Regions from separate parts of the Mus musculus genome. Here region 2 is linked to region 1. The links are chromatin loops, found by intact Hi-C in ENCODE. Cell type or tissue: left cerebral cortex. All regions are shown on one strand. Links, peaks and the distances in the headings refer to the core of each region. The heading gives the core; the rest is flanking DNA. Region 1 has its middle 24 kb from the start of Gm41036. Region 2 holds the start of Gm807 (predicted gene 807).

Region 1 (5,375 bases), core at 215-5,214:
CTCTGTCTCCTGAGCATCACACTGGGGCTGGGATGTGGATAAAGCCTTGGTCCAGTATGAGCTGAATGGAGTATGGAGGAGTGACCGGGAGTCTAGAGACCCTCTCTCAGCAAAGGCTGGCCTTCTTTATTCTCTTCAACAAAAAGGATTGACAAGAAAGATTCTGTTCAAAGTCTTTCAGCTTTAGAGCGGCCTGCAGAAGTGGGAGGGGGAGGGGCACAGCCGGCAGACTGTGGTTTAATTGGAAGCCGGGGGAAGAATTCAAGTTTGAATTCAAAATGATAAAATGGCAGAGGAGGAGAAGATGCAGCCTGTCTCTCCTTAAAGAGATCAAGAGATTTTTTAGATCTGTCCGCATCAAAGTTTTCCCTCTCTCTAAGGAAAGAAAAATCACTCCGTGTTTAACTCTCAGGCGTTTGTGGTGACCTCTGCACTTCAGTGGCCTCTGTGTAGCTACTGGCTTTCACACTTAAGGTGGAAAAGTTTCCTTCAGTGATCCTGAAAGTACTGCGGGGGTCTTACTAATGGACACACAGCAGGAAATCGCAGAGGCCGTGACTGACAGATGGACCGGATGGACCGACACATTTATTCCCTTTCTGCTATTCAGTTCTACCCGCCTCCCTTTTCCTTGCAGAGAGCAAAAAGTTACCTTTTTAGAGCCAAGGTGGTAAATGAATTCAGCATTTGCTTAGACTTGTTGAAAAGGAGCACCGAGGTGATGCTGAGGACCTAGGTAAGGATAATTGGTGGAACTTAGAGAGCATGCGCATGTTGGAGGGGTAGCAGGCAGAGGACACAGGCTGGTTGAAGGGAAGCAGAAATAATAAAATAACTATACATAGTGATAAGGCCTATAAAATAGACCAGGAACAGAGGTAGTGGACGTGTGACGTAACAATGTGTCCATCTGGATAGCCGGGGAGAAAGGAGTTTGCTAAGGCAGAAGTTATGCTAAGAGTAGAGACTCGATTTCAGGCAGAGGGAAAGGCCCCCCCTGGGACAGACCAGTGACACAGACTGCTAGATCCTGAGAGTGGCTGAGACAGAGAGGCTGTTTTCTACTCACCAGAGTGCATGGGATTCATCTGTGAAGCTTAGCTGAGCTCTCAACCATTCCCTAAGTTCACATGCCAAGTCTCTTTAAGGCGAGGCCTGACCTTTTGGCACAGGCCCTGGCAGAGGCAGACTTGGTGCATTGTCGGTTGGAGTGGGCAAACAGTAGTCAAAGACACTTACCTGCAAAGCTTGGGACCAAAAAAACCTGACCCCCTTTTGTTGGCATTGTGACCCTCCCATCAACGAGATCAAAGAACGGGCGTGGGGGATGATGATGTCATAACATACATACTGCACCAGGGCATGGAAGGACACGCCCCTCCCTCAGTTTCCAGTTAAAGGCACAGTTTTGTGCCCATATGCCTCTTTTCCTCCTGTGATTTTCCTGAATCCTACCCCAAGACATCCCCCAAGTTGGTTCCCGACTCCACATTAATTGACCATTAACTGTGATAGGCCCGTGCCTCTCGGAAGGGAGGGGGTTTTCACTTCTCAGTGTCTTTATACTTCCAGTTTATATTCCAGATGGCAGTCTGACGTAAGACCTCTCATGGTTTTCACTCGTGAAGCTGTAGGAGGAGCAGCAGCATCGTGTGTCCGTGGTTCCCATGGTTGCCACTGTCTAACCTTACAACTTGGGTGGTCTGTTTATGGTACACAAACAGAGCCATGTTCAGCTGCTCTTTCCAGTCTTTTCCACTGTTCTATTGCGTTTTATGTACCCCACAGGTGGGGCCATGAAAGGAAGATAAACACTTCTCAGCTGTTATCACTTTTACTGCTAAGTTTGTCATCGGATAGTTCACATCACCGAGTGAACCAAACACTTGAAATAGGCAGAATTTAAAAATTGATATTTACCCCATCGTCTCAGAAAGACTGAATAACCAAACCAGGAGTCACATCCTTCAAGAGGCCCTAATTCCTTCATTCCCACCCCCCCCCCTCTGTGTGTGTGTGTGTGTGTGTGTGTGTGTGTGTGAGAGAGAGAGAGAGAGAGAGAGAGAGAGAGAGAGAGAGAGAGAGAGAAAGAGCAAGAGGGAGAGTGTGTGTGAGAGAGAGTGTGTGTGTGAGAGATAGAGTGTGTGTGTGTGAGAGAGAGAGAGTGTGTGTGTGTGAGAGGGGGGGGGGAGATCTGAAAAGGCCAGAAAGGGGAATCAAGTCCCTGGAGCCAGAGTTATAGACAGAAGTTATAGAACATGGGAGCTGGAAACATAACTTACCTCTGGAAGAGCAGCAAGTACCCCACCCTCTCTCATTTCTCTTTAAATTTGATCTTAATAGATGACAATGACCTTGTGAGGATTCAAATGACTTTCAAATCTGAAAGTCGAAAAGGCTGAAAGGGCTTATTTGCAGCCCCTGTTTGCAAAATTGTCAATTCAGAAGTTAATATTTGCGGACAGTTATGAGAGGTAAGGAATATATCACCCTCTTCCATTCTTGTTTGAGATTACATTTTCAGTTTTTACTCTGTGCTTACTGTTTTTGGTGTTGGAGGCAAAACCTTGCCGGGATTTCAGGAGACAGTTCCCGTGCGAAGTGAATCGAGGGGCTGTTAAAAATGCTCACCCCGGACTTGCTCAAGATCAATTTGATCAGTTCTCCCCTTTATTCAAATGTGCAGCCAAGGCTGAGACCACAGGTCTGGACCTCAGACACCGCTGGGAATCTGAGCCAAAACAAGATGCCCAGAGGATGACTCAGCCGGTAACAGGAACTTGACTCACACCAGAAGTGAGAACTCAGCAGGTGGCCCAAAGGTTGTCTATAAGGTCTAGAGCAGAGGGAGGCTGCGGCTTGGGGCTGGAAGGATGGGACGGCGAGCCTACAGGGAAAGCTGAGTACAGAGGAAGCCACACCGGTCTGTTTTCAGAACCGAGCGTAAAGGCTGCTTTACCCTAGGGTGGAGAGAGTCCTCAAAGCTGATGCTTCAAGCAGCGTGGAGAAAAAGCGTTCCCAGAGCCAGCGAGGAAGTTGCAGGCATGAGAGAGGGCACCAGTAGGTGTCCCCGTTTGATTTGCGGGACCTAAGAAGGATCAGAGCAGCAGCGGGAGCCACGGGAACCATGCGGGGTTACGCTGAAGGTCTAGGACAGGCAGGGCAATCTGGCTCCTGCCAGTTTTGGTGACAGGTGTAGCTTGGGAAGCCCCCATGCTGGATTCCTGAACCTCAGCAGCTCTCCACAAAGTGCTACTGTGTTAGTCCAACACAAACTGTTCACCGTTAAAGAACTCTGAAGGACCTTCATTCTCACCCTCCTTCCTTCCTCTCCCCACTCCCCAGCTTTTATTTTTCCGGAGAGATTTTCGTGTTACCCAGGCTGGCTTCAAGCTCACTGTGTAGCTGAGAGTGACCTTGAGCGTCCAATCCTCTAATCTTCCCCCCACTGAATGCTGGGATTATAGATACTCACTGCTCTGACCAGTTTTATGCTTCACTCACTGGTGATTGAATCCCGGGGCTTCAAGAGAGCTACTACGCAAGCGCTGTTCTAACGGAGCTACATGGGATAAGAGACGCTGTACTTATTTAATGGAAAACATGGAAAATCAGAAATGTTAAGACCTTCCTAAGGTCAGCCAGACACAAACCAACAGAAATGCAGTCAAGATCTCGAGTGCGTGATTTGGAAGCTGTGCCGTTTCCTGTATGAATCTAACCGTGTATGTTACATAGCGGCCTGTGCTCGGCCCTGCATAAGTCAGCTGAGGGAAATGACCTGGATTCAAGATTGCCTCAAATGTGCTAGCCATTTCCTTCCCCCACCTCAGCCACCATCAGAGTTCCATGTATATGTGAAGAACAGGTGCACATGTGAGTGACTAGGATCGAGGAAATCAGAGATCAAGATCGGCATCTTTTTCTAGTGACACCCCACAGATTTCACCTTCCAGGGACCCCTGAAACTGCGTGTAGAACCCAACAGGCTGTCATTAGGGTGGCTCTGTACAATACACCAAAGCTAGTTCTCCTTGGGCCAATCCTCCAACTTCAAAGCCTTTGAGGACCTTGGAAGTCTCATTTGCCCATAAGAAAACTACCTGGCAAGGATTTTCTTGAGGTTACAGGAGTGGCTGAGCAGGGCTCTGAGTTAAAAATGTTGGAAACTAGAAACTTGCTTTATGACAAGAAAAACAACCCCCCCCCAAAAAAAAAACCCCAAAACCACGCTTCAGGAGAAATGAGCCTTCCTGTGCCTTCTCAGGAGACGTGTTCTGAGAAGGTGGGAAACTGATCTCTGGAAGCTGTGGACTCAGGCTGGGTAACAGAGGCAGAAAGACTCCAGGGGGATGGAGGGTTGGAATGACTCTTGGGGACACTAGATAGCCACAGGGAGAGAAGCAGAGAGACCCCTCAGTCCCGGGTTGGCTGGCTGCTGGCCCTGACAAAAATCCCTGTATCCTGCCTTACAAACAGCAAAGGCATGAAGACAGCTTCATCTATGTAGGTAACTTTCCTTCTCTCCTGGGATGGGCAAGCAGCTCTTCTGTTGTTGATGCTGGTTTTTGAGACAGGGTCTCTTTATGTAGCTCTGGCTGTTCTGGACCTCAAGCTATAGACCAGGCTGGCCTTGAACTCACAGAAACCTACCTATCTCTGCCTCCCAAGTGCTGGAACTAAGGGCATGTGCCACTACACCAGGCAATGGTAAACATTTCTAAAAAGGAATCCAAAGCTAGCTATCACTAGACCCCCAGCCCCATCCACACAGCAGTTTACTGTTATCGGCAGCACCTCAGTTCTTAAGGAGTGTTGGGTTGCGAAGATGGTTAAGGTGTTGCTGTTTGGTGTTTGCCTTATATACTTCCTTTGAGGCTGCCAAAGAACAAGGATGTTCTGTTAGATACCAGCAATGACTAAGATTAAAATTACTGTAGAAGTCTGCCTAATGAATCTGCCTGTAGTGATGGTTTGTGGCTATTGAAGAGAATAACAATAACAACAACAGCAAAACCCATTGAGCTGTGTCTATATGAATTAGTTACTTTTTCTCATTGTTATGACCAAATACTTGACACACGTGTCTCCAGACAGGAGAGGTTTATTTCAGCTCACAGTTTCAGAGGAGACTGTCTGTCATGGTGGAGAAGGCATGCTGGCTGAAACAGCTCATCTCTAGCAGTGGAAGCATGAGACACAGTGTGGACCTAGAAGCTCTTTGGCAGTGGGAACCAGAAGCAGGTATGACTTGCAAGGCCTCCTCCTAGCAACACACCCTTGCTAGCCAGACCACAGCCCTTGGTCCATGACCTCCCAGACAACACTAGCAGCTGGGAGCTAAATATTCAACAACTGAACCTATGGGAGACATG
Region 2 (5,375 bases), core at 110-5,109, 53 kb before region 1:
GTGTGTGTGTGTGTGTGTGTGTGTGTGTGTGTGTGTGTGTATTGCATGGGTGTTGGGAATCCCTGCATATAGTTACATCAAAGCCTGACCACATGATACAGAGTTTGCATCTGCTGATCTCAAACTGAAAATAGCCTGGCTTTGAATTGCCAGCACTAAGGGCTTTCCATGGCAACATCCTGCCTCCTCTTCAGGGTAGCATTAGACAGCAGAGAGCAGGGATGCAGCCCTGTGATAGTCCAGCAGAGCCCCAGGCTGACTGCAGGAGCTCCCAATCAAGTGAAGGCTACATCCCTGAGGCTCTAGTCCCTGTCGCTGCGAATCAATCCAACACTCGACGTTTTATGGCATTTTTAGCCATTTTCTCAAGGTTCTCCAAAATAGTTATTTCCAACTGCCTTCGAACTGCTATTGGTTTTATTTTGGGAGGGGAGGGGGGAAGAAGGGCATCAATGGCGTGTGGAATCAGTGAGCATCTCTAATTATCTGTTCCTATCATGTGTTCCTCTCCTTTTCTGATTGGTGTTTAAGGGTCATTAGGGGCTAGGTACAGAATGGGAATAGACTTCAGGAAAGAACTACTGACCATTTAAGTTGGTTAGTTAGATTTTTTTTAATTGGTTGCTATCATCATCATCATCACCGTCATTGTCATCATCATCACCATCATGGAGACAGGGTCTTGCTGGGCAGCCCAGCTCGGCCTTCAGCTTTCAATCTCTGTGCTTTCCTTCCGGTAAGCCTGGGATTACAGGCATGCACCACCATGCTCAGGAGGCTGGTTGTTAACTTGAGCATAGCTAAATTTGGGGTTAAAATGAACAAACTACTGCATATCCAGCCCATGCTTCCCCTGCAGGCCCAGGCTGTTGTCTGTAATTCCTGGTCTAAAGGCTGCCCCAGGTACCACAGAGAGCAGGCATGAGTTTCTGCACTCAAGGCTTCCGGCCTTGGCCTCTCTGTTCTGTCCCATGCTGCTTGCTTGTGGTCTTTTCTCCCTGCTCTGGGATGAAAGTTGCCTGAGCCAGGCCACCTTTCACTGTTGCAATGCACAGAGACTCAGGTAGGGAGGGCCAAGCACACTGGGGTGGTTTGAATGAAAATGGTCCCCAGAGGCCCATAGGGAGTGGCACTATTTGGGGGTGTGGCCTTGTTAGAGTGGGTGTGACTTTGTTGGAGGAGATATGTCACTAGGGGGGTGGGTTTTGAGGTCTCATAAACTCAAGCCAGGCCTAGTGGCTCACTGTCTCTTTCTGCTGCCTGCTGACTTGGACATAGAACTCTCAGCTCCCTCTCCAGCACCATGAATGTCTGTCTGCATGCTGCCATGCTTCTCACCATGATGATAATGGAGTAAACCTCAAACAGTAAGCCAGCTCCCGTTCCTTTTTAAGAGTTGCCTTAGTCATGGCGTCTCTTCACAGCAATAGAAACCTTAACCAAGACACAGGAATGGCATCCGTGCATCTGGCTGAGGGCATAAGTGTGGTCCCCGTAGGTGGTTTTCTGCTTCATATGGTGAGCCTTGGCAGGACCATTTCTGGTAATGAAGGCTATCTTTGGTTACTCAAGGACTTTGTTGAATCTTTTCTGACCCCTGTGATGTGTGTCAGTCTAGGAAGTGCCCACCATCTCCATGTGTTCTTCACCTAGGGCCATCCTTGCCTCTCCGAGATGCACCTCCCAACCTTCTTGGCTCTTTTCATACTTTGTTCCTTTAGATAGCTTCACTCAGAAGCTTTGCTCATTCTGTCCTTCCTTGATATCAATTCTCAGAAGACCCAGATGAATGCAAGTTTTTCAAGCACACTAGGCAACGTTCTGAAGGAAAGATGGGGTTAGGGGTTACAGCAGCTGGGACTTGGATCGCAGGTGGGTGGTGCCTGCTCTTCCAAGGGAAGTCCTTTTCCAACACTGGCATCTATAGTCTGCCTTTCTAAGTTCTGGGCAGTGCCTTCTCTCTGTGTAGCCAAAGCAGTTCTGGCTTTACCCCAGTGCCAAGTAAGCTGTGGCGGAGTAACCCCTTGCATCGCCACGACATGTTCTCCCTACCCAGAGTGTGTTATCTTCTCTCCCTTGTCCATCCCATGTCGGGGCACAGGACAGCTCTCTGCATTCAAGGGAACACGGGGCTTCAAAGCATCGATAAGGTTGGGAATGGAAGAGTCTCCACCAATATCCTCAGTCTCTCAGATATCCAGAGTCAGCCAGAACAGAGAGATACCGCGTCTTCCAAATGCAAATCAGGGAGTGCCACGAGAAAGGGCCCCAGCTGGGCCAAACGTCCACAGCAGGCAGTGTATGCTAGAAGAAGCAGGGAAAGGAGAAGGGCTTATCATCTCCACCTTCTAGCTCCTCCGTTCCACCTGTGATTGACAGGCTCGAAGCAATGTACTGAAGCAGATTCTTGACGCTGTCTCCTCTCTGGGGATAGTGACTCATCAAACCCTAAGAGTTAACTTGTGGAATGATGACAGTGTTCTCATCCATCAGTCAATCCCTACCGGAGCTGACCATCATGAATTCCAGGGTTCCCTAGGAGCTAGTATTTTGCAGTCTGGTGGAGAATTTTAGTCTTAGGAAGACCCACCCAGAGCTCAGTTCCATCTACCGCCTTGCTGGAGACATGCCAGCGAGAACCTGCTGGGTCCAGCTCCACGCCCAACCCTTTCAGATTGTCCTCTGGGAATGGGCTGTCTTGCATTTGTGTCTGGAAACTGGAGCAGGATTCAGGACTAAGGATAGATGATATTTCCCAGGGCTTGTCCCTGGGACTTGGCATAATTAGGGATCCTGGGCAACTTGTCTCTTTTATTCTTGAAGGACAAAGTTGAGGTTCTCATACCTTGGGCTGTGACCCTAGATTTCATCTAGGCTAGATCTGCACAGGTGCCAGCTGTGCCAACTGTGCCAACTGTGATAACTATGCCAATTGCTTCAGGGACACACAGAGACAGGCTTAGTTTTTATCAGATTTATAGAACACACACACATACACACACACAGACACACAGACACACAGACACACACACACACACATACACACATACACACACACAGACACATCGTTTCACTGAAAGGAAGAGGTGGTAAGAAGAAATAGAGAAGTTGCCAAAGTTGGGGGATGGAAAGGGTTCTAGGCAAGCCACAGTAGCTTGTTCAACCGTCAGGCACTGAGAGCAAAATCAAACTTCTTGGTTCCAATTCTCAGGGTCTCCTTAAGCACTCAGGGACACGTGACTAAAAGAGACTGGTCACACCAAATTAGCTCCCAAATGCACACCCTGAAATGCAGGCATACAATTTGATACTGATGGTTTGCCTAGCCTAGTGAATAGCGAGCTTTATTGGGGAAGATGGTCTCATTTCAATTCAGCTTGCTCTTGCTGTCTCCCCATCCAGCGGAGACTTGACACATCTATATCTTCTGTCCTCTCTGAGGAAAGAAATTATTCCCAAAGCTTGGCAGAGCCCTGAGAGGTTACTGCCATTGTGGGCCGTGGAACACAAATGAATTCCCTCATTCTTATTCCATGAGCACTTGCATGCATATGAGTCTCACAGGTGCACGGGTTTTATTTAAAAAAACAAAAAACAGAAAAAACCCTAGCAAGGGAAGTGGAGTTAGACCGTGGAACAATCTGTTCCCTAGAACTGAATGAATCATCTTCCATAATGAGCAGAGCCGGCGAGAGCAGCAAACACTGAACGGTTCTGTTGATCAATTATTCAGAGGCTACCAAGGACACTCATTAGCATGTCGAAGCCTGATTGGCTCTTTCTGGTTATTCAGTGTCCGTCGGAAGGATGTGGTTTTTGCTCTCCATTCGGACTGCACAGTGGTGTGCATTGCCATGGAAAATGAGCAGTTTTAAGAGAAGGGGACTTTCACCAAAGCTCTCTTCTCGACCGGGAACCCGGGGCCACGGGATGTGGAGTTCTTTTGTAAGTACTAGGAAGCAGAAATTGGGCGTGTGCTGGGACCCTCCACTCCGGGGAGCCGTTAGTTCTTGCCCAGGCAACAAGTGTCCTTTGTGTCATTCCTGGGAGCTGGCTAGAAGCACACTGCAGTGCTGAGGATGCAGCTGAGTGGCGGAGTGTTCACCTAGTAGGCACAGTACTGGGTTCTATCCCCGGTCCCCCAAACCTCCGCAGCTCCCCACAAGAAGTTCATACTCTCGCTCCACCCAGACCCACTGAACAAAGCCTCTATCTTCTCAGAGTTTGAAAGGCACAGTCTAAATGCTGTGAACATAGAACCATCATTCCCATAGAAGGCAGGCAAAGCTACACAAATTACAAGAGCGCTCATTACACAAAGCAGTGTTGAAATCCATCCGGAGCGCTAGACAACCGAAGGGGCCATGTGGATCCCCACCCCCACTATAACCCACACTGGGAGCTCTGAGAGGTGGTGGTTTTCCAGGAGAGAAAGACCACAAGGTCTCCGCACTCTGTCCCAGAAAACCACAGCTCTCTTCATCTGAGGTGAGAGGCTCCTGGCTGCCACTCTTTGAGGACCCTCAAAAATCCATTCCCTTCTCTGTGTCCTGATCTAGGTTAACATACGGTGTAAGGCGCAGACTCAGTGACTGGCCCAGCCTTTTTGGCCACACATAGATCTTAATAGGCTATCTCCTGCCATCCTCCACCCTGTTGTTTTCCACCTAGAGTTCTAGCAGAGTTTGGGAATTCCTTCCTAAGCCTTTGGTTTATGCAATCTGCATTCTCAGAAGCTGAGAGTTCTTTGCCGCTTTCTCTTCACGGTCCCTTGGTAAACTCCTATTCATCTTCTAAAGCCCTGCTCTGGGAGTCCATCCTCTGAGAAGCCTTTGGTGGACGCCTCTGAACTTCTAAATATATCAGATTCAGCCAGATTCCATTTTACACGGCAGATTCTACTGTTGTAAGTTGCTTAATGAGAAGTCTGTCTATAGCGAAGCTGTCACTGAACTTGGTAATTGTGACTATTTTTTTGCAAGGAGGTAGTATATTCGTCTGGATTCCCAGACTGCACACCCAAAGCTTTTGGCTTTGAAGCTATTTTATTTTATTTTATTTTATTTTATTTTATTTTTTAAGACAGGGTTTCTTTGTGTAGCCTTGGTAGTTCTGGAACTCACTCTGTAAACCAGGCTGGCCTGGAACTCACAGAGATCCTTCCGCCTCTGCCTCCTGAATGCTGAGATTAAAGGTGTGGGCCACCATGCCTGGCTTCAGTGTTGTACTTTAGTTTGTTAAAGCTCTTGAAAGCATGGATGTGCGGGACGTGATGATAGAGCTATAGTCCTTTGGGTCTGGCTGAAAGTGAGGTGGTATGTGCTTAAACCCAAAGGCCAGTGGAGCTTAAACCAGGAAGGACCTGGGTGTGCTCT

The links. Peaks named below come from ENCODE experiments on the same cell type or tissue, not always from the same donor. Only the 100,000 strongest peaks of a DNase experiment are listed, where the experiment ranks them.
Region 2: it touches region 1 in a loop (5-fold over the local background); 4 of 42 quality-filtered maps call a loop at or near these places.

Annotation. Positions count from the first base shown.
Region 1 is chr13:99,149,673-99,155,047 of GRCm38, forward strand. No RefSeq gene overlaps it. Among named protein-coding and RNA genes, the nearest start is that of Gm41036, 24 kb to the right of the region's middle. In left cerebral cortex, for the core only: a CTCF peak has its summit at 3,052; DNase peaks (open chromatin) are centred at 980, 1,633, 2,789 and 2,979; H3K27ac peaks cover 2,415 bases.
Region 2 is chr13:99,096,881-99,102,255 of GRCm38, forward strand. It overlaps Gm807 (predicted gene 807), which reads left to right and starts at 3,819. Exons shown (of 2, transcript NR_168041.1): 1 at 3,819-3,945. In left cerebral cortex, for the core only: no CTCF peak of the experiment used is centred there; DNase peaks (open chromatin) are centred at 158, 2,455, 3,717 and 4,862; H3K4me3 peaks cover 583 bases; H3K27ac peaks cover 3,260 bases.